Linked DNA regions of Homo sapiens: region 2 is linked to region 1. A link is an interaction called in ENCODE POLR2A ChIA-PET data of the cell type or tissue named here. Cell type or tissue: PC-9. All regions are shown on one strand. Each heading gives the region's core, and the rest is flanking DNA. Links, peaks and the distances in the headings are about the cores only.

Region 1 (10,326 bases), core at 928-8,927:
ATTCGACAGGCTTAAATTAAAAGGCCTCCCTTCAGGTAAGTGAAGGGCCCCACTATGGCATCCAGTGGCCCGTACGGGGATCGAACCCGCGACCTTGGCGTTATTAGCACCACGCTCTAGCCGACTGAGCTAACCGGCCACACGAATGCGCTGCTGTTTTAAAGGAAACCATATATAAATTCGTTGATATTTTTGTTTTTCTAAATAAAACAGAACTTTTTTCTTTCTTACTCCTTTCAAGAGACCTTTGAGACTATATTTACAGACTTTAGCAAGGAAGTCCAAACTATTTTAACTCTGAGCCAGACTAGAAAATTCACGGAGAAATTTTTGACAGAGGATGTGGAAAAAGCGCTGTAATAGGATTTTCAATGGTGAGTGAAGGGAACCTCCTCTTTTTATTTTATTTTTGTTGTTGTTAGACAACAAATTTTTTTTTTTGAACGGCACTGCTCCTTGCGGAGTATGGCTAATTCAAAGGCAGTACGCCCAGAGTCGGCAGCCTTCTCTTTTTAGAGTCATGTCAGTGTACTGGATCGCAAGTTGCAAACTTCCCTTTAGTGACTTGTAACTTAAGGACTTATTATTTTCAGGTTGGTTCAAGACAACGCCGCCGAAAGGAAGGCGAATGGGGTTGAGGGAAAGAGCCGCGCCTTCTCAGTGTCTCTGAAGTCACAAACATAAGCACTGATGTAATCGGCGAAGATATTCAGGGGTGGAAACTGAGGTAGCCCAGCAGTACCGGAATTACATAGTAAATCTGGTATGTTTTTTGAGGGTGGTAGAAAAGGGCTACAGAGGTTTGCAGAAGGGCAAGGTTGTGGTGGCACCCCGCTAGGTATTAAGTCTCATTTAACAGCACTTGCTGTGTGTCACTCAAATTCTAACTTGGGAACCGAAGGATTTCAGCCCGAGTTGGAGAGGCCAGAATAAGTGAGATACGCTCTTTCATCCTTGGTCAGGCTACTGGTTTCATCACCTGGAGACAAGTTGAAAGAAACCTCCTGCAGCGTCAGGAACTATCTCTCTACATGTGCCTGGGGTTTCCTTCGTGTTTTTGGAACTTTCAAGATCACTGACGCCTAATAAACTTTTAACGAATATATTAGCAGTTAAATGAATCAGCAAGTAACGATTTTGTTGATTCTAAAACTGACGCTGGCGCGAGGAAGTGTTGGAATTCCAGTGTTACTCTTAATGTATTCAACGGTTAAAGACCGAAGTACCACCAGGAGCTTCGATGTTTTTCATTCTTCTAGTCCTCAAGAGGTTTTATCCTAGGTGTCAAGAACTGAGGCTTCTACTTGCTCAAAAATCACCTGAAAGTAAACTCTCTGATACAGTTCCTGCAGTAACACATCCTCTTCACCGGTCGCAAGGAATTACATTCTGGCTTTTGAGGATCCCTCTTGCACATTCTGACTGGTGTTTATATACCTCCGAAGTTCACATGTAAAGCCATACCAAGGGAATGAACTTGTCATATATGACATCAACACCGGAAGGATTACCCTTTTTTCTCCTTCAGATAAATGGGAGCTAATCTTCTAACATTCCTGTACTCTGTCCTGAGGCTTGTTGGTAGGCAGAGCTCTTCATGCTGTCCTGACTCTAACAGCACCAGCCTGGGTACTTGCTCTTTCTTTTGTAACGAAAACCAAATACTATTGAAGAAAATCTGCACCTGGGACTAGAGAAATCACATTTTTTGCTAGTAACACCTAAGATTAAAATCTGTTCTTCTACCCCACCCCCACCTTCAATTGTGTTTCCCGGATCCAAAAACCGTATTATTCTTTACTTTGCTTCAAATGAAATACTATGTGTTAACGTTACCAGCAGTAATTCCAGACAAAAAGAGGAGTTCAATACAAGGTTTTCTGTCCTTCCTTAACCGTAAACATGATATAAAATGAGGATCAAATCTCCGTTAATCCTAGATCCTAACTATCCCCATATCCTCCTCAGAGACTATCGAATTTCTTACTTTCTTATCTTCCCTAAAATAATCTATGCATAATCAAGCATATCATTACTATCTTCACCTGCATTATAGGCAACACAGCGGAACATCTGTCACAAGTGTCTTGTAAGATATATGTATTGTTTTCTTTTTCTTTCTTTTTTTTTTTTTTTTTTTTTTTTGAGACGGAGTCTCTGTCGCCCAGGCTGGAGTGCAGTGGAGCGATCTCGGCTCACTGCAGCCTCCGCCTCCTGGGCTCAAGCGATTCTCCTGCCTCAGCCCTCCCCAAGTAGCGGGGATTACAGGCGCCCGCCACCACACCCGTCTATTTTTTGTATTTTTAGTAGAGACGGGGTTTCACCATGTTGTCCAGGCCGCTATCGAACTCCTGACCTCAGGTGATCCGGCCGCCTCAGCCTTCCAAAGTGTTGGGATTACCGGCATGAGCCACCGATCTTGACCATGTAAGATAATTTCAAAATATTTATGTTATATTCCAGATTAGGTTATTTTAATTTTCTAAGACTGCCTCAGGAAAAATACTGAATCAATACTAACAATTTTTTTTTAAAGAAATGTGGATGACCTCACCGTGTTGTCCAGGCTGGCCTTGATTTATAGAACCAAGTGATCCTCTCGCCTGAGCCTCCCAAGTATCTGGGGCCACTGTGCTCCCGCACCTGCCACTGTGCCCAGCTCATTTATTTTACAATGTGAATATATATATGCGCATATATGTGTGTGTGTGTGTGTGTGTGTGTGTGTAATCACATATAGCCTTAGTATTACTAAAATTCAGGTTATTTTTAATATGTCCTCTCTTGCGTCTCTGCACAGTAAAAATGACTAGCTATGCACTGGGACTGTCCCTGCAACTGAAAACAACTAAAATGCTGTACAAAACAAGCAAAGCTTCTAAAAAAATTCAAAGTGCTGATAATAATTTAAGGATTTAACAGACCAAATTCTGAGTGAAAGTAGAAACACAGGGAGTTAAGCATAGAACTGAAAGTGCTTGGCCAGGCGCCGTGACTCACTCCGGTAATCCCAGCACCTTGGGAGGCCGAGGCGGGCAGATCACCTAAGGTCAGGAGTTTGAGACCAGCCTGGCCAACAAGGCGAAACCCCGTCTCTACTAAAAAAATACAAAAATTAGCCTGGTGTGGCGGAGGGCCCCTGTAATCCCAGTTACTCGGGAGGCTGAGGCAGGAGAATCGCTTGAATCCGGGAGGCGGAGTTTGCAGTAAGCCGAGATCAAGCCACCGCACTCCAGCCTGGGCTACTCCAGCCTGGGCGATACTCCGTCTTAAAAAAAAAAAAAGTGCTTATGCCCTGATTCTTATGTGTTTCATAACATCATGACATGTAAGTGTGGCCGGGCATGGTGGCTCACGCCTGTAATCCCAACGCTTTGGGAGGCCGAGGTGAGGGGATCACGAGGTCAGGTGACCGAGACCATCCTAGCCAACATGGTGAAACCCCGTCTCTACTAAAAATACAAAAAAATTGCTTGAACCCAACAGACGGAGGTTGCAGTGAGCCGAGATCACGCCACTGCACTCCAACCTGGGCGACAGAGCGAGACTCCATCTGAAAAACAAACAAGCAAAAAAACATGTAAGTGCACACTGAATGAGGTACTGAATAAGATTGCTTTCTTCCCCTCAACGAATTACTAAAACCTGTGGAGGAGCTCATGTTTATGGGCGTGGAACTGCGTTTTGTGAAATGACTTACAAGAGCCCTTTTCATTATAAAGGCAAATGCATGTATTCCCTTACCATATAAATTAAATGTCAATATGGACTTACATATTGGTAGATGGCTGACATTTGGTGGAGGGCCAGTATTACACAGTTAACGCGGCCAAACATTAATTTAGCAGAGTCGACATGTACAAAAGAGTCCGGAAACAGCTGTCGAAACCCGGAATTGAACCAGAGACCTGCAGAAGATCTTCAGTCTAACACTCTCCCAATTGAGCTATTTCGGCCATCTATAAGGAATGAGTTGGTTTTTTTTTTTATTCTTTTTTTTTTTTTTTTTTTTTTTTTTTTTTTGTCAGTTGCTTTCAAATCGCCCTTCATGAACACCCTCCTAGTTTCCCTTCTGGGTGCTATATTTCAGAGAAAGTAAAACATATGTGGTTCCTTAGGAAATTAATTGGATGGGCATAGGGATTTTGTGATTCAAAACTTCCTGCTGAAATGGGATGCTTCCTAGAATTGAAGACACCACCAGACACCACCATCTGGGATAATTTCTTTTCTTTTTTTTTTCTTTTTTTTTTTTTTTTTGTTTTTCTGAGACAGTTTTGCTCTTGTTGCCCAGGCTGGAGTGCAATGGCGCGATCTTGGCTCACCGCAACCTCCCCCTCCCGGGTTCAAGCGATTCTCCTGCCTCAGCCTCCCAAGTAGCTGAGATTACAGACATGCGGTACCACGCCAAGATTTTTTTTTTTTTTTTTTTTTTTTGTATTTTTAGTACAGATGGGGTTTCTCCATGTTGGTCAGGCTGGTCTCGAACTCCCGACCTCAGGTGATCCGCCCGCCTCGTCTCCCAAAGTGCTGGTATTACAGGCGTGAGCCACCACGCCTGGCCGGAAGTATTGAGTTTTAGGAAAAATGAAGTATTATGCACATATATTTACTTGAGAATATACATTTCTTTTTGGCAAATTCTACCTAATATAAGGCTAAACACACTAATCTAGGAATAGTAATTATTTCTGAGAAAGGGAGTGGCATTGCAGGTGAGGAGATATTTTTGCTGTTTTTCCTGTATTGTGTAGAATATTTATATTCAGAAAATAGCCATTATTTGGATAATTAAAAGAATAATAATTTGGCATATACTATATTAAAATACATGAGATAGTTGAAGTCGACAAACCTTACCTCCTACGTAATGTAAAACTTTATACTATTTAGTTATTGACAAAGCCAAACACAACCTTCCTCTTTTTTTTTTTTTTTTTTTTTTTGGGACGGAGTCTCGCTCTCTCTCCCACTCTCCCAGTCCTGCAGTGCAGTGGCGCGATCTCGGCTCACTGCAAGCTCCGCCTCCAGGGTTCACGCCATTCTCCTGCCTCAGCCTCCCGAGTAGCTGAGACTATAGGCGCCCGCACCACGCCCGGCTAACTTTTTGTATTTTTAGTAGAGACGGGGGTTTCACCGTGTTAGCCAGGATGGTCTCGATCTCCTGACCTCATGATCCATCCGCGTCGGCCTCCCAAAGTGCTGGGATTACAGGCGTGAGCCACCACGCCCGGACACAAACCTTCCCCTTTTGCCTGAACCTGCTGATAGGCAGACCGTTCCCTTTTATTTCCTAGCCAATCCAGTTCTCTGTTTCATGAGTGATTAGCTAAAATTAGAACTGTTTGTCTCTGTGTTGCAGGTCTCCAAGACTCACTCCTAGGTTCAATGATTGGCTAGAAGGGCTCACAGGACTCAGCATATAATCATCCTCACAAGTAATTCCAAATGTAAATAACGTCACCTATAACTTTTGAAGTTATATTTTTACCTCACCTTCCTCCACCTATTTGTACCACACCTTCCCCAACTCCCTGGCAACCACTGATCTTTTTTACTATCTACCTCTCTTTATAAAAGTCTAAGCAAAACCATCCTGCAGAGTACACTCTGATCTTCAGATCCAGAGTGCTCTCCCAGTTGTAATAACCAAAGACAGAAATCAACCTCCTCACTTACCGAGTTTGGTCTTTGTGTTAGTGCTGTGAGTCACAAAGGAGTGAAAGCCTCCCTCAGACATCCATCTTCTTCACTCAGGCACTAAATCCTCTCTAGCTTGTTCTGGTCCTCCCCTGACTGGCAACTTGGGGATTTCACACTGAGGCCAGCTCCTGACCCCTGAGCTACAGGCATCTGTCTGTGGTAGCACAGTAAGGATTTGATTTTGATTCTTTGAGGGCTCCCTTGGTTTGGTTTTGTTGGTGGCTTTTGTTTAACTTGGTATTATGGATAAATCTAAATCCACGCCTCAACCCCTTTCAAAAGCTCTCACGCTTTGCCACTGTGCTAACAATTCAGTTAATTACCTCTCATGCTTTGCCACTGTGCTAATAATTCAGTTAATTACCTCTCATGCTTTGCCACTGTGATAACAATTCAGTTAATTACCTTTAAAAAATGGCAGAATTTAACTATTAGGAGTAGCTCTTCTAATTCCTTGATAATTTAAGATAATTGAAGTCCATGTTTTAAACAGCTAAGGTCATTTACAATTATGTTATCCCCTATCCGCCTATGTTTACCTTTTTTTTTTCTTTCTTTGAGATGGAGTCTTGCTTTGTCCGCCAAGCTGGAGTGCAGTGGCGCCATCTCAGCTCACTGCAGCCTGCGCCTCCCGTGTTCAAGCAATTCTCCTGCCTCAGCCTCCCAGGTAGCTGGGATTACAGGTGCCCACCACCACACCTAGCTAATTTTTGTATTTTTGTAGAGATGGGGTTTCACCATGTTGGCAAGGCTGGTCTCAAACTCCTGACCTCAGGTGATCAGCCTGCCTTGGCCTCCCAAAGTGCTGAGACTACAGGCTTGAGACACTGCACCCGGCCGCCTTTTTTCTTTTCTTTTCTTTTTTTTTTTTTTTTAACTACAGCTGCTAGCAGCTCTAAGAAATTGTGTTTACTTTTATTATTATTATTATTATTATTATTATTATTATTATTCTTTTCCTTTCTTGAGACAGGGTCTCTGTTTCCCAAGCTGAAGTGTAGCTCTCTGCAACCTTGAACTCTTGGGTTCAAGCAATCCTCCCACCTCAACCTCTTGAGTGGCTGGGACTACAGATGTGTAGTCCCACTATGTCTTGCTAATTTTTTAAATTTTTGTAGAGACAGGGTCTCACTACGTTGCCCAGGCTAGTCTGGAACTCCTGGCCTTAAGTGATCCTCCCACCTTGGCCTCCCAAAGTGCTGGCTTTTGAAATTACAGGCTTGAGCCACCATGCCAGGCCATGTTTACCTTTTTAAATAAACTTTATATTTTAGACCATTTTTAGATGTATATAAAAATTGTGCAGAAAATACAGAATTCCCATATAATCCCTTCCCTAACTTCATTTTGAGCTAGTGTGCAAAGTGTTTTTAACATTAACATCTTGCATTAATGTGGTACAGTGGTTACAATGAATGAATCAATATTAATACAATATCGACCAGGCACAGTGGCTCATGCCTGTAATCCCAGCACGTTGGGAGGCCAAGGTGGGCGGAGTTTGAGACCAGCCTGGCCAACATGGAGGAACCCGTCTCTATTGAAAAAACAAAAATTAGCTGGGCGTGGTGGCCGGTGCCTATAATCCCAGCTACTCGGGAGGCTGAGGCAGGAGAATTGCTTGAACCCGGGAGGCAGAGGTTGCAGTGAGCCGAGATCGTGCCACTGTATTCCAGCCTGGGCAACAGAGCAAGACTCCGTCTTGAAAATAAAAGACAAAAAACAAACAAACAAAATATGCACGTAGCTAGGCGCCGTGGCTCACGCCTGTAATCCCAGCACTTGGGGAGGCCGAGGCGGGCGGATCACCTGAGGTCGGGAGTTCGAGACCAACCTGACCAACATGGTGAAACCCCGTCTCTACTAAAAATACAAAAACTAGCTGGGCGCGGTGGTGGGCGCCTGTAATCCCAGCTACTAGGGAGGCTGAGACATGAGAATAGCTTGAACCCGGGAGGTGGAGGTTGCAGTGAGCCGAGATCGTGCCATTGCACTCTAGCCTGGGCAACAGAGACTCTGTCTCAAAAACAACAACAACAACAACAAAATACAAAATAAAAAAAATGCATGTAAAGTTCCTCTATGTCTTTTAATGACTTTATAGCTGATTTCTTTTTGTCATTGAACAATATTTCATTGTATGGATATACCACAGTTTGTTCATCTATTCACCTATTGAAGGACAGCTTGGTTGCTTCCAAGTTTTGAAAATTATGAATAAAGTTGTTATAAACACTCATGTGCAGGTTTTTTGTGGACTTAAGCTCTTTAATTCTTTGGGTAAATATTAAGGAGTGCAATTGCTGAATGTTATGGTAAAAGTATATTTAGCTTTTAAAGAAACTGCCAAATTGTCTTTCAAAGAGATGGTACAATTTTGCATTTCCACCAGCAATGAATGAGAGTTGGTGTCGCTCCACATCCTCATCAGCATTTGGTGTTGTCAGTGTTCTGGATTTCGGCCATTTTAATAGGTATGTTGTGTTATCTCATTTTTTTAAAATTTGAATTTCCCTAAACATATGCTGTGGACCATCTTTTCATATGCATATTAATCATCTGTATATCTTCTTTGGTGAAGTGACTGTTAAGGTCTTTGGCCATTTTTTCATGGGGTTGTTTGTGTTCTTACTGATGAGTTTTAAGAGCTCTTTGTGTATTTTGAATAACAGTACTTTATCCGATAGGTCTTTTGCATGTATTTTCTCTCAGTCTGCAGCTTGTATTTTCATTGTCTTGGTGTTATAGTGTTTTTGATCACTAGCATGTCTTTTTGGTTCTTTCTTAGAATTTCCATCTCTCTGCTTACATTGCCCATGTGTTCTTGTATGCTGTCATCTTATTCTTAGCATCTTAATCAGTTGTTTCAAATTCCTGGTTTGAGAATTCCAACATCCCTGTCATATCCGAGTCTGGTTCTGATGTTTGCTCTCTCTCTTTAAACTGTGTATTTTGTCTTTTTTTATATCTTATGTTTTTCTTGATAGCAGGACATGCTGTGCTGGATAAAATGAGCTGCTATAAGCAGGCCTTTAGTAATGTGGTGGCAAAGTGTGGAGGGAGAAAAGCATTCTGTAGTCCCACAAGTAGGTCTCAGTCTATTAGTGAGCCTGTATCAGTGGACTGTGAGCTTTAAACATGCTTTTTAGGTTTTTCCCCACTTTCGGTGGTACTGGATGGCTAGAGTGGGCTGGAGTTGGTTATTTCCCTTCCCGCAGATCCATCGGGCTCTTGATAAAACCCCAGCAGGTTAGATCGAGATTAAATGGTTTCTTCTGAGGGCAGACCTTGTTAAGAACAGAATGGGCCGGGCGCGGTGGCTCAAGCCTGTAATCCCAGCGCTTTGGGAGGCCGAGGCAGGTGGATCACCTGAGATCAGGAGTTCAAGATCAGCTTGGCCAACATGGCGAAACCCCGTCTCTACTAAAGATACAAAAATCAGCCGGGCGTGGTGGCAGGCGCCTGTGATCCCAGCTGCTCAGGAGGCTGAGGCAGAGAGAACTGCTTAAAACCCAGGAGGCGGAGGTTGCAGTAAGCTGAGATCGCGCCGCTGCACGCCAGTCTGGGCGATAGAGCGAGACTCCGTCCTAAAAAAAAAAAAAAAAAAAAAAAAAAGAACAGAATGATCTGGCCTGTTGCAAACTGGTTCTTGCCCTACCCGCTACCAGAGGAGATTTTTCTCCCTCATTGTGAGAACTTGGTTGAGCTCCTGAGATAAAATTCACAAATTTGTAGCTGGAGGTTTTTCCCTGAGATTTGTCCACAGAAAGCCTCAAGCAGTTTCTTAATTACAGCTCAGGTGTCCCTCCTCTAGCACTGATTCAGGTGGAGGATTTTGCTCTTTGGGTTTCCGGTCTGGTAAGTTGTAGTACTCCGTATTTGCCTTTCTGTCTCTCCAATTTTGGGGGCAGTGGTTTGCCCTGTGACCTCACAGGAAGTATGGAAAACCTTCAGCCATGAGTGTGGATTTTCCTATTTTTAGTTCCATCGTGGTTTTGTTGTTTTCTTTTTTTCTTTCTTTTTTTTTTTTTTTTGAGACGGAGTCTTACTCTGTTGCCCAGGCTGGAGTGCAGTAGCGCGGTCTCGGCTCACTGCTAGCTCCGCCTCCCGGGTTCACGCCATTCTCCTGCCTCAGCCTCCTGAGTAGCTGGGACTACAGGTGCCCGTCACCACGCCCGGCTAATTTTTTGTATTTTTAGTAGAGACGGGGGTTTCACCGTGTTAGCCAGGATGGTCTCAATCTCCTGACCTCATGATCCGCCCGCCTCGGCCTCCCAAAGTGCTGGGATTACAGGCGTGAGCCACCGTGCCCAGCCTGTTTTTCTTTTCACTATTTAGTTCCTGTGAACCATCAGGTCATCTTAACTTTTAATTTTGAAATTATTATAGATTAACAAGGAGTTACAAAGAAAGTAGAGAACTCCCCTGTACCCTTAACCCAGTTTCCTACAATGATTACTTCTTTTTTTTTTTTTTTTTTTTTTTTTGAGACGGAGTCTCGCTCTGTCGCCCAGGAGGGAGTCCAGTGGCGTGATCTCGGCTCACTGCAACCTCCCCTCTTGGGTTCAAGCGATTCTCCTGCCTCAGGCTCCGGAGTAGCTGGGATTACGGGCACCCACCAGC
Region 2 (10,326 bases), core at 1,155-9,154, 120 kb after region 1:
AAATACAAAAAAATTAGCCGGGCGTGGCGGCACGCGCCTGTAGTCCCAGCTACTAGGGAGGCTGAGGTAGGAGAATCTCTTGAACCTGGGAGGCGGAGGTTGCAGTGAGCCAAGATCGCGCCACTGCACTCTAGCCTGGGAGACAGAGTGAGACTCCATCTCAAAAAACAAACAAACAAACAAAAAACAAGTCATCCTGCTGGTACTGATGCCCACTGAAGTTTCAGAACCGCTCTCCTAGAGAAATAATCTTTTTATTTGTTTGTTTGTTTTATATTTTATAAATAGAAATGCGGCGCCTCACTGTGTTGACCAGCCTGGTCTTAAACTCCTTGTTCAAACCCCTGGTCTCAAGCCATTCTTCCATCTCCGCCTCCCAAAGTTCTGGGATTACAGGTGTGAGCCACTGCACCCAGCCAGGAAATAAGCTTAACCAAAGGAAGACATATACTATGCAGGAATCTTTATTTTTATTTCTAATTGTGATAGTGAAAAATAGATATTAAAATGAGAGTTGTTTATTATTATTATTGCTCCATCTGCCTAATAGGTCATTACCAAGCCACTAGAAACGACATGCTGGAAGACTGTAATAGTTCTGGGAAAATGCTTGTGACATAATGTTCACTGACAAAAGTAGGAGGCAATAAGCGTGACTTAATCTACGCAAAATTTTTGCAGGTAAAATCCTGCGGTGAACTCATAATGGATGCGTGGAGCGCTGAGAAGCAGTTGGTCTTCACAGTCTCGTGCAGGTCTCTCCTCATGAGTGAAAGAGCTCTTTCAGAACACAACAAGAACCAGAATATTGCACTTAGTGTTGCAATTCAATACAGGACTCCTAGACAAGCGACTCAAAGTTCCTGGGCGCTGGAGCTTGCCCACTAGCCACTGATATCCGCGGACATCACGTTCACACCTAATTCTCACGAACCCGCAGAAAAGGAGTATTGAATTGAGAGTCCAAGCAACCTCAAGTCTGTAAATGCCAATGGGAGAAGCAACGGGAAATAAGGGAACGCATGAGAGTGGGGAGTCATCTGCATTTAAGCACAATTAATATCTAAATCAGGAGCCTCTTCGATGGCGTTCAACTGACTTGCTCTTCCAAAAGAACGGCTAAAACTGGACTGGCGCGGGCTTGCGAGGTGAGGAGGGGGGCTCGTTTCTATCCTAACTGGAAAAGATGACTCTGGAGAGGTCTCCGACTCTTCAGCCAAACATGATTCCCGTAAGTTCTGGTGAAGGACGCGAGACCATTCCCAAGAGCCAAAGCCTCCAGCCACTCTAGCCCAGGGAAAGGGAGGAATTCAGAACACAGGTTTCCAAAAATCTTAAGGAGAGTCCAGCACAGAAAAATGCAAAAAGATGAAAACACATAAATGTCAGGATAAATCTAGGTAAATTAATAAGGTTGATTCTTGCTTCAGATACTACAAAATGGTTAGGATCAGCTAATTTTCCCCCAGTTGCATATTTCATATTTGTGGAGTACTCCTCCTTAAAAGGTAACATCCTGGTACATAGAGAAATGACAGTTTGGCTTACTGACAAATATTGGATGATGACAATTGCCTCGCCCTTTTAAGGCTTACTGTTGGCATACACTGCTTACCGGTTTAGTTTCATAAATGGATACCTGAGAAACATGTTTAAAATCTTGTTGATTTTGCTCCTGTAGAGCACTTAGAAATAATGCTGAAGGCACAAATAGAGTCCATGAGCAAAGAGCAGTGAACATCATCTAAGAGGTGTAGGTTACTGATCTAAATCTAATTCTCAGGTGCTGTGTAGGTTTGCATTCTCATCTTAGCCCCTCATTTCCTTATTTATGATGTAAAGACTAAGTGAGGCCAAATATATAAATGAGGGTATTTTGCAAAATGTGAGGTCTTATATACATGTCAGTGACTAACATTATTTTGCTAAAAGTATATCCTGGAGTACATTTCACATAAGCATTATAGAAGTGCACCTCATTCCTTTTATCAGTTGCAGAATCTTCCATTCTATGGATCTTCCAAAATTTATTTTAAAAGTCAAACATCAATGGCCATTTGAAGTTGTTCAAATTGTCGCTATAACTCAGAAATTTGCAGCGAATGTTAGAGCGTGTCCCAGTTGTTGCGGGTGTCTCCTGCATCCCCATCCCCTGAAGGAGCAGGAAGCTTGATCTCTGGGAATGCATCCTGCTTAGTCTCCTTCTGTCAGAACGTCAGAATAAGGGGTCCTCCCAGGTCTGAGGATAAAGTGTTACTTGTCAGTTTGAAACAACAGCATGATAATCATCTAACTAATGCCAAAGAATAAGAAACATTGACAGCAAATACAATTTCTGGCAGAAAATTTGACCTTTCCAAGAGAGCTAAAGTTCAGTACAGTGACTTATGCTAATGGGCAAAGCATTCTTTGTGTAGTCGTGGCCGAGTGGTTAAGGCGATGGACTAGAAATCCATTGGGGTTTCCCCGCGCAGGTTCGAATCCTGCCGACTACGATAACGTTTCCCTTTGCAAAAGGGATATAACACCTTATCAGATGGGATATCCTGACTTTGTCTTCCAGGAAGAAGCCTGGTTGTTCCAACCTGATCAGACTTTTTCTCTTTATATGCCCACTAAAAATACTCCGCCACCTTCCTGAAACAATGAGGAAAATGTGTACTTATTTGAAAAAAAAAAAAAAAAAAAGGTAATTCCACCAGAGTCTTACTGGTGTTTTACCCCCAAGAAAAGCCAAGGTGATGCTATCATGTTTCCTGCAATCGATGCCCTGTTTTGAAGGCAGCTTTCCTTAAAAATTGTTGCTAGGAGTGTTTGTGTCTCACAGAATTGTTCCCTTGTTAGGGATCTACTTCAGTAAAGTAAACATCCTCATTCATACAGAAAAGGAAATTCCAGGAAATCCAGGATCAAATACAAGTGAAAGCAAAGACTCAGATATGGTCGCCAAGATGGGAATAACTTGGGCTTTATTAAGCAAACAACTAAGCAATTAAATATATTAAGTAAGGCAATTTTCCTTGAAATCATATAAAAACGAACTGACGACGTCAAGCCAGACTGGCTTGTCCAGGTGTCCAGGACGATGATGAGGCAAGAGGTACTGAAAAGAAAGTGAGGGTGTTACTATATTCAGAGCACGGAAAGATAATCAGCTCAGGTGCAGAATCACATTGTGTGATTAACAACTATGGTTAAATAATGCATTGGAATTATGCATTATAATTAATTATGGTTAAATAATGCAAAGGAATGCTAGCCACAGTTGAGTACTTTTTAAGGAATTCCTAGGGGAATTCTATCACTGCCTTGGAAGCTTAGTGGAGCTCATCCTCACTTCTTGCCTTGCTGCATCTTCTTTTTTATTTGTTAGACCTCCCATTCTCCATTTTCTATATCAGAGATCAGTTACTTGTGCCTTCTTGGATAAACTCAATCAGTTTAGCCAAGCATTTTGCAACTTTATTAGTTATTTTTTTCCAAACTAAATTTTGGCTTTTTTTTTTTTTTTTTTTTTTTTTTTTTTTTTTTTTTTGCTTATCTCCATCTTATGTTTCAATTTTATTGCATTAAATCAGCCATTTTCTTCTTCATTTCCTTCCCTAAGATTTCTTTGGATAAAATTTGCTAATTTCTAATTTCTTTCAATGGATCTCAGATTATTGATGTTCAGATATTATTTTATTATTAATTATGTATTTAAGAGTTTAAGCATCCAAGTGCATTTTGGACTGCATGAAACATATTTCATAAGTATTATTTTCAATGTCATTCTTTTGAATATAATTTTTATTACCATTTAGATATCTTCTTGGAACCATACGCACATTTTCTTTCTTTCTTTCTTTCTTTCTTCCTTCCTTCCTCCCTCCCTCCCTCCCTCCCTCCCTCCCTCCCTCCCTCTCTCTCTCTCTCTCTCTTTCTTTCTTTCTTTCTTTCTTTCTTTCTTTCTTTCTTTTCTTTCTTGTTTTTTTTGAAACGGAGTTTCGCTCTTTTGCTCTTCTTGCCCAGGCTGGAGTGCAATGGCACAATCTCGGCTCACCGCAACCTCTGCCTCCGAGTTCAAGCGATTCTCCTGCCTCAGACTTCCAAGTAGCTGGGATTACAGGCGTGCGCCAGCACACCCTGCTAATTTTGTATTTTTAGTAGAGACGGGGTTTCTCCATGTTGGTCAGGCTGGTCTCGAACTCCTGACCTCAGGTGATCCGTCTGCCCCGGCATACGCAAACTTTTTAACTTCTAAACATAACACAATTTTTGATTTCTAATTGATGTCTAGCAAAATGTACTGTGGCTAGACCCTAGTATTTATCTCTCAGACTGTTCAAATTTTGGAAACTTACTTGAAAATCGGCAAGGCAAAAGTTTTTTTTGTTTTGTTTTGTTTTGTTTTTAGTTCCATGTATACTTCAAAAAGAAACTTGTCTTCGGAAGTTGAGATGCCACTGGGCGCGGTGGCTCATCCCTATAATTCCAACACTTTGGGAGGCTGGAGTGGGCGGATCACTGGAGCCCAGGAGTTCCAGATCAGCTTGGGCAACATAGTGAAAACTCGTCTCTACAAAAAAATTAGCCGGGTATGGTGGCAGGCGCCTGTGTTCCCAGCTACTCCGGAGGCTGAGGCGGGAGGATCACTGAGCCCGGGGAGGTCGAGGCTGCAGTGAGCAGTGATCCCACCACTACACTCCAGCCCGGGCAACAGAGTTAAAAAAAAAAAAAATTGAAGTGTGTAGTGTTCTTCGTATGTAAGTTAGGTAAAATTCAGGAATAGTTTTGTTTAAAACTTTTACATCTTTACTGTTTTCCTTCCCTCTTCTGCTTTTTGATTAGTTTCTGAGGGATATATATTGTGTTAAAATTTCTAAGTATGATTGCGGCTTTATCTGATTCTTTCTTTCTTTCTTTTTTTTTTTTTAGACATTCCGGCTCTGTCGCCCAGGCTGGAGGGCAGTGACGCGATCTCGGCTCGCTGCAAGCTCCGCCTCCCGGGTTCTGGCCATTCTCCTGCCTCAACCTCCCGAGTAGCTGGGACTACAGGCGCCCGCCAGCACGCCTGGCTAATTTTTTGTATTTTTAGTAGAGACGGGGTTTCACCGTGTTAGCCCACCGTGTTAGGATGGTCTCGATTTCCTGACCTCGTGATCCGCCCGCCTCGGCCTTCCAAAGTGTTGGGATTACAGGCGTGAGCCACCGAACCCGGCCTTTTTTTTTTTTTTTTTTAATTTTTACCTTATATATTTTAGGAGTTCCTAAATTTTACCTCGTACAGTTTAGGAGCTTATTTTTTCCCTGTATCTTTTTGTTTTCCAAAGCAACAAGAAATTCTAAACAAAATGCTGCTTATGAAATATTTATAAATCGGCAATGGCAAGTATCACCTTCAAGTGGCACAACAAACAAGATAACACTCAGTGAAAAAATCTGGGCTTAAATTACACAGAATTCAGAATACTCATAAAGTGTTAAGAAAAAGAGCATTACTTTGCTTTTGTCTCCCTCTTGCTTCTTTTCTCAACAAGAAAGGAAAAATATCCTAAATTGAGGGCTTCCTCTGAGTGGAGGTCTCACAGTAAGGGTTGAAAAGGAATTTAATCATCCCTTAACCAGCCAGGTTTTATTTTATTCCCTTCTGCTGGACCTATATATGTGTCATTCTAATGTCCCAAAGGGTAATGCGAGGAACCAGCACTCATAAGCTCCCTCAGAAAAGAGAGAGAAACTCAAAGAACTGGTTTGACTAGGATCTCAGCTTTGGGTGTGTAATTTTGGCCTCCTAATTTACAAGGCTGAGATTAATGAATCATATGGCCACAATTCAAAGGTTTTTTTTTAATTCAATTTTTTTTTTTTTTTTGAGATGGAGTCTTGCTCTGTCGCCCAGGCTGGAGTGCAGTGGCACAATCTCTGCTCACTGCAACCTCCAGCCTCCAGCCTCTTGGGTTCAAGTGATTCTCCTGTGTCAGCCTCCCAAGTAGCTGGGATTACAGATGTGTGCCACCACGCCTGGCTAATTTTTGTATTTTTAGTAGAGACGGAGTTTCGCCATGTTGGCCAGGCTGGTCTTGAACTCCTGACCTCATGTGATCCACCTGCCTCGGCCTAACCAAAGTGCTGGGATTATAGGGGTGAACCACTGCAGCCAGCCTCAAAGGTAATATTTTTAAAGCAGCTTCATGTTTAAGATCATGTTTGGTGATTTTGAACCTTTTAGTTAAATTCAATTATTTGACATGGAAGGAAATTCAAAAGGCAGGTGATTCCCTGCTCAGCATCCATGGTCTTCCACAGTTTTTGTGAACTCCTTGATAATGATTTCTCCAATTGTTTTGTATCAGGGGGCATGTAAAGTGAGAGAGTTCATACCTTTTTTCCTATTTGGCTTGGACTTTTTATTTTTCTTTTTAAAGAGACGGGAGTCTCTCTATTTTGCCCAGGCTGGCCTCCAACTCCTGAGCTCAAGTGATCTTCTTGCCTCAGCCTCCCAAGAAGCTGGAACTATAGAGACATGTAGTACCTTATCTGGCTGTGCCTTGGAATTTTTAAGAATTTAAAAATCTCTTTCCCAATAACTTCATGACCATGAAGTGGAAGAGAGAATTGCCAACTGCTTTTTGTTGTTTTGGGAAATGCATAAAATACATATATGAGAGATGTCTCTAATTGTTACAAAATTCTCTGAGACAGGCCAAGCATCTGTTTCCCCAGTGGCAAAGCTATACTCACTACTATACCAAGGTGAAAAGGGTTATTGGAAATTGCTGTGCTCAGTGCCATGGTCCAAGTATATTTCTGATATTCACAGACCAATGCAGGCACATGCATACCTAAAGCATATGACTTTCCAGGCTTTATCTGAGCCATGCTGCTAATTTCGTTGCTAAACTTAATCTTTCCCTTTTCTTTCATGTTGTGGCCCTCCAGAATTAATCATTCTCCTTTAATGATCAAGGCCCACAAGCATAAATCTTGTACCCGAGAAATGGTAGACTCACACTTTTCCCCAATCAAACTTTCTAATGCTCATCCACCTGGAAATTGCAGTTTTCATTTTTATTTGTGTATTCCACCCTCTTTGTGCCATTATGCTGCTGGCCACAAGCAGTTTCCTTAAACTCTCCCTGTGTGGGCTTGTTTATATTTGTAGAATATTCCTCCTAATAGACACCAATCACCATAAGGTCAGCAACTGTGCTTGTGTTTTGTTTACCTTTGTGTCTATAGCACTAAGCACAACACCTGGCCCACCACAAAAATTTAATATTTTCTACTGTGTGTGTTTGTGTGTGTGTGTGTGTGTGTGTGTGTGAGACAGAGTTTCGCCTTGTCGCCCAGACTGGAGTGCAACGGCGTGATCTGGGCTCACTGCAACCTCCGTCTCCTGAGTTCAAGCAATTCTCCTGCCTCAGCTTCCCAAGTAGCTGGGATTACAGGCGCCCGCCAACACGCCTGGCTAATTTTTTATATTTTTAGTAGAGACGGGAGTTTCACCATGTCGGCCAGGCTGCTCTTGAACTTCTGACCTCAGGTGATCCACCCGTCTTGGCCTCCCAAAGTGCTGGGATTACATGCATGAGCCACTGCGTCCCGCCTGTTTTCTACTATTTATAGAAAGAATGACCTTCTCAGAGCTCCTAATTGAATGTTTAGTTCACAGTAAGAACCTAGTTTAGTATATTGCCTTACTTGAATCTGCTGATTGTTTTAGTCCAAATTCTTACTCATCTCATTCTTTGTCCTCCTTCTAAGTTATATTCTCTGTTAGAACAGCTCTAAGCCAGTCAAGTGGCTGCCCACAGGGCCACTAGCTATTACTAGGTCTGAGGAGGCAGTTCAATTACTGAAGGAGAGAAAATTGTATTCCTCATGTTGCAATTTTAAATTTCTCTAGTTTTTAAATTTCTATTGGAGAAATTCTTTTCCTTCTCTACATTCTTGGTCTGTATTTATGTAGAATAATGTTTCCTTGATTTGCTAGATCAAACCTATTTATATATTGATTGCAGAGAGTCCAGAGCCTATCCTGTGTAGAAGGTGATGGTTGTAAGCATGTCAGAATTAAATTTAAAATTCACTGTAACCTAAAACTAATGTTAAAATTGATCTTTATATGTTTTTCTCTTTGAGTCTGTGGGTAAGAATGATTAAACTCCTTTGTTTAATATCAGCTTTTTAAAAAATCCCACTTACCAGAACGTCTTCTTTCTACTGTCTCCCTCCAAGTGGGCAAGTGGGCCAAGGTGCTCTGAAGGGATGTATGGACTCTCCCTGGGGTGTGGGGGTGAAGGTCAAGAAGTGGGGTAGGGGAGGGAAGACAGTGACATTTTCTTCTGTTAAACCGGTGACCACTATCCATCGAATCACAGAATACAAATTTCTTTTTGCAGCATAGGTTTTTTTCCAAACAGTCACAGACAGTTGAACACTTGGAAATGCCTCCTTTAACAGTTGAAAATTTACAATGCAATAAAATCGTCTTTGCATCATGGCTATGGCATACACTGGAGTCCAGCTGGGTAGGGTCAAATTCTGAGACCTGTGATTCTTTACTCTAGTAAAAGCCATTTGCTTCTCCCCACTGCCCTTTAGGGTAACAATCTGGGATGGCTACTCTCTCCTACCTTTCCTTTGCCATTGATGGTACAATAATGATCAGTTCTTGGTATATCTTCTATTCTTCTTGGTACCAAGGAAATTTTTTTTTTGCAGCAGAGCTTGGAAGGACCCTGTAGGAGCTGCCTAGCAGTTCGGATCACAGAACACTGTTCCCAAGTAAGTTTCAAACTATTTTAGAAAAGAACTCTCCATAAAACCTGAAATATGAGAATAGTATTTTAAACTCTGTGTTTTCCATGGCTCTTTCTCTAATGCTTTCCCTTTAAGGGTGATGTCCTTTTATCTTGACATCATCACACTCAAAAGCAGGAACACTGTAATCCCAGCGCTTTGGGAGGCCAAGGCGGGAGGATCACGAGGTCAAGAGATTGAGACCATCGTGGCCAACATGGTGAATCCCTGTCTCTACTAAAAATACAAAAATTAGCTGGGCGTGGTGGTGCGCGCCTGTAGTCCCAGCTACTAGGGAGCCTGAGGCAGGAGAATCGCTTACCTGGGAGGCCGAGGTTGCAGTGAGCTGAGATTGCGCCACTGCACTCCAGCCTAGCAACAGAGCAACACTCCATCTCAAAAAAAAAAAAAAAAGAAAAGAACAGAAAAGAAAAAAAGGCAGGAACAACCAGGCAGTTGAGGAAATGACATGTGAAGCCATGGTCTGATTCATGAGCCCCTCTAGTGAAAATCAAGCAAGCAGTGAGGGAGTCCACAGTTGAGGTGGAAGACAAATAAAACCGGAGAGTGTCTTCCATTATTCTGTGAGCTTTGAAGATGGAGCAATGAAAAGTCAGCTTATAGAACTAGATCCCTAAAGCGGTACTGTTTGTTCTCAAAATATAAAAAATATGAAAGAAAAAAATAAAAATAAGTTTGACAATACCCTTAGCAGTATGGGACAGGCAAGGCCTTGAAAGTTATTTGCTTTAGGTAAACATGCACCTGTTTTATTTATTTTTGTATTAATTTTACATGTTCATGATTTATTGACAATTTTTTAGTAGCCAAGAATTCACAGAAGGGAACAGTGGTTTCACTTTATTTTTTATTTTTTAATCTTGTTTTTAATTGACACATAATAATTATACATATTTACAGAGTACAGTGTGATGATTTGTTACATTTATACATTGTATAATGATCAAATCATGGTATTTAGCATATACATCTCAAACACTTATCATTTCTTTGTGGTGAGAACATTCTTGTCTGTTTATTTTGTAATATACACTATGTGGCTGGGCAAGGTGCCTCATGCCTGTAATCACAGCATTTTGGGAGGCCAAGGTGAGAGGATCACTTGAGGCCAGAAGTTTGAGACCAGCCTGGGCAACACAGGGAGACCTCATCTCTATTTCAATTAAGAAATTTTTTTAAAGAGATATACACTACAGTATTATTTACTATGGGCACCATACTGTGTTTCCTTATTTTTCTGCACTGACTGTAACACTGGTTTTCATGACACTGTCCATCAGTGTGTCTCGTTTTCCATGTTACGTTCTTGTCTATAAGACATCTTTTCTCTTCCTTAGTAGTAGGAAGAGAAACAAAACAAAACAAAACAAAACCCTTCTAGAACTCGATGGCATTATTCAGAAACTAGATCAAATGCTGTTCTTCTACAAGGCAAAATTCTGTAAGATCAATCCTTGCTCAAGATCTCTGCTCCAGCCCCAGAACCTGAACTTGAGTCTGCATGGGCTTTCCAGAAAAAAG

Evidence for each region. ChIA-PET counts read pairs that join two places held together with the same protein. Peaks named below come from ENCODE experiments on the same cell type or tissue, not always from the same donor. Only the 100,000 strongest peaks of a DNase experiment are listed, where the experiment ranks them.
Region 2: POLR2A ChIA-PET joins it to region 1 with 10 read pairs; 5 of 35 experiments call an interaction of 5 or more read pairs at or near these places.

What each region holds. Positions count from the first base shown.
Region 1 is chr6:27,658,396-27,668,721 of GRCh38, reverse strand. It overlaps LOC124901292 (a long non-coding RNA gene), which reads left to right and starts at 149. Exons shown (of 2, transcript XR_007059535.1): 1 at 149-374; 2 at 594-1,750. It overlaps TRI-AAT8-1 (tRNA-Ile (anticodon AAT) 8-1), which reads right to left and starts at 139; the gene lies at 66-139. RefSeq lists silencers at 1-174, 1-203 and a cis regulatory region at 1-281. In PC-9, for the core only: no CTCF peak of the experiment used is centred there; no DNase peak of the experiment used is centred there; H3K4me3 peaks cover 1,053 bases.
Region 2 is chr6:27,533,944-27,544,269 of GRCh38, reverse strand. TRS-AGA1-1 (tRNA-Ser (anticodon AGA) 1-1) reads left to right here and starts at 2,414; the gene lies at 2,414-2,495. RefSeq lists a silencer at 2,387-2,436. In PC-9, for the core only: no CTCF peak of the experiment used is centred there; a DNase peak (open chromatin) is centred at 5,729; H3K4me3 peaks cover 2,975 bases; H3K27ac peaks cover 847 bases.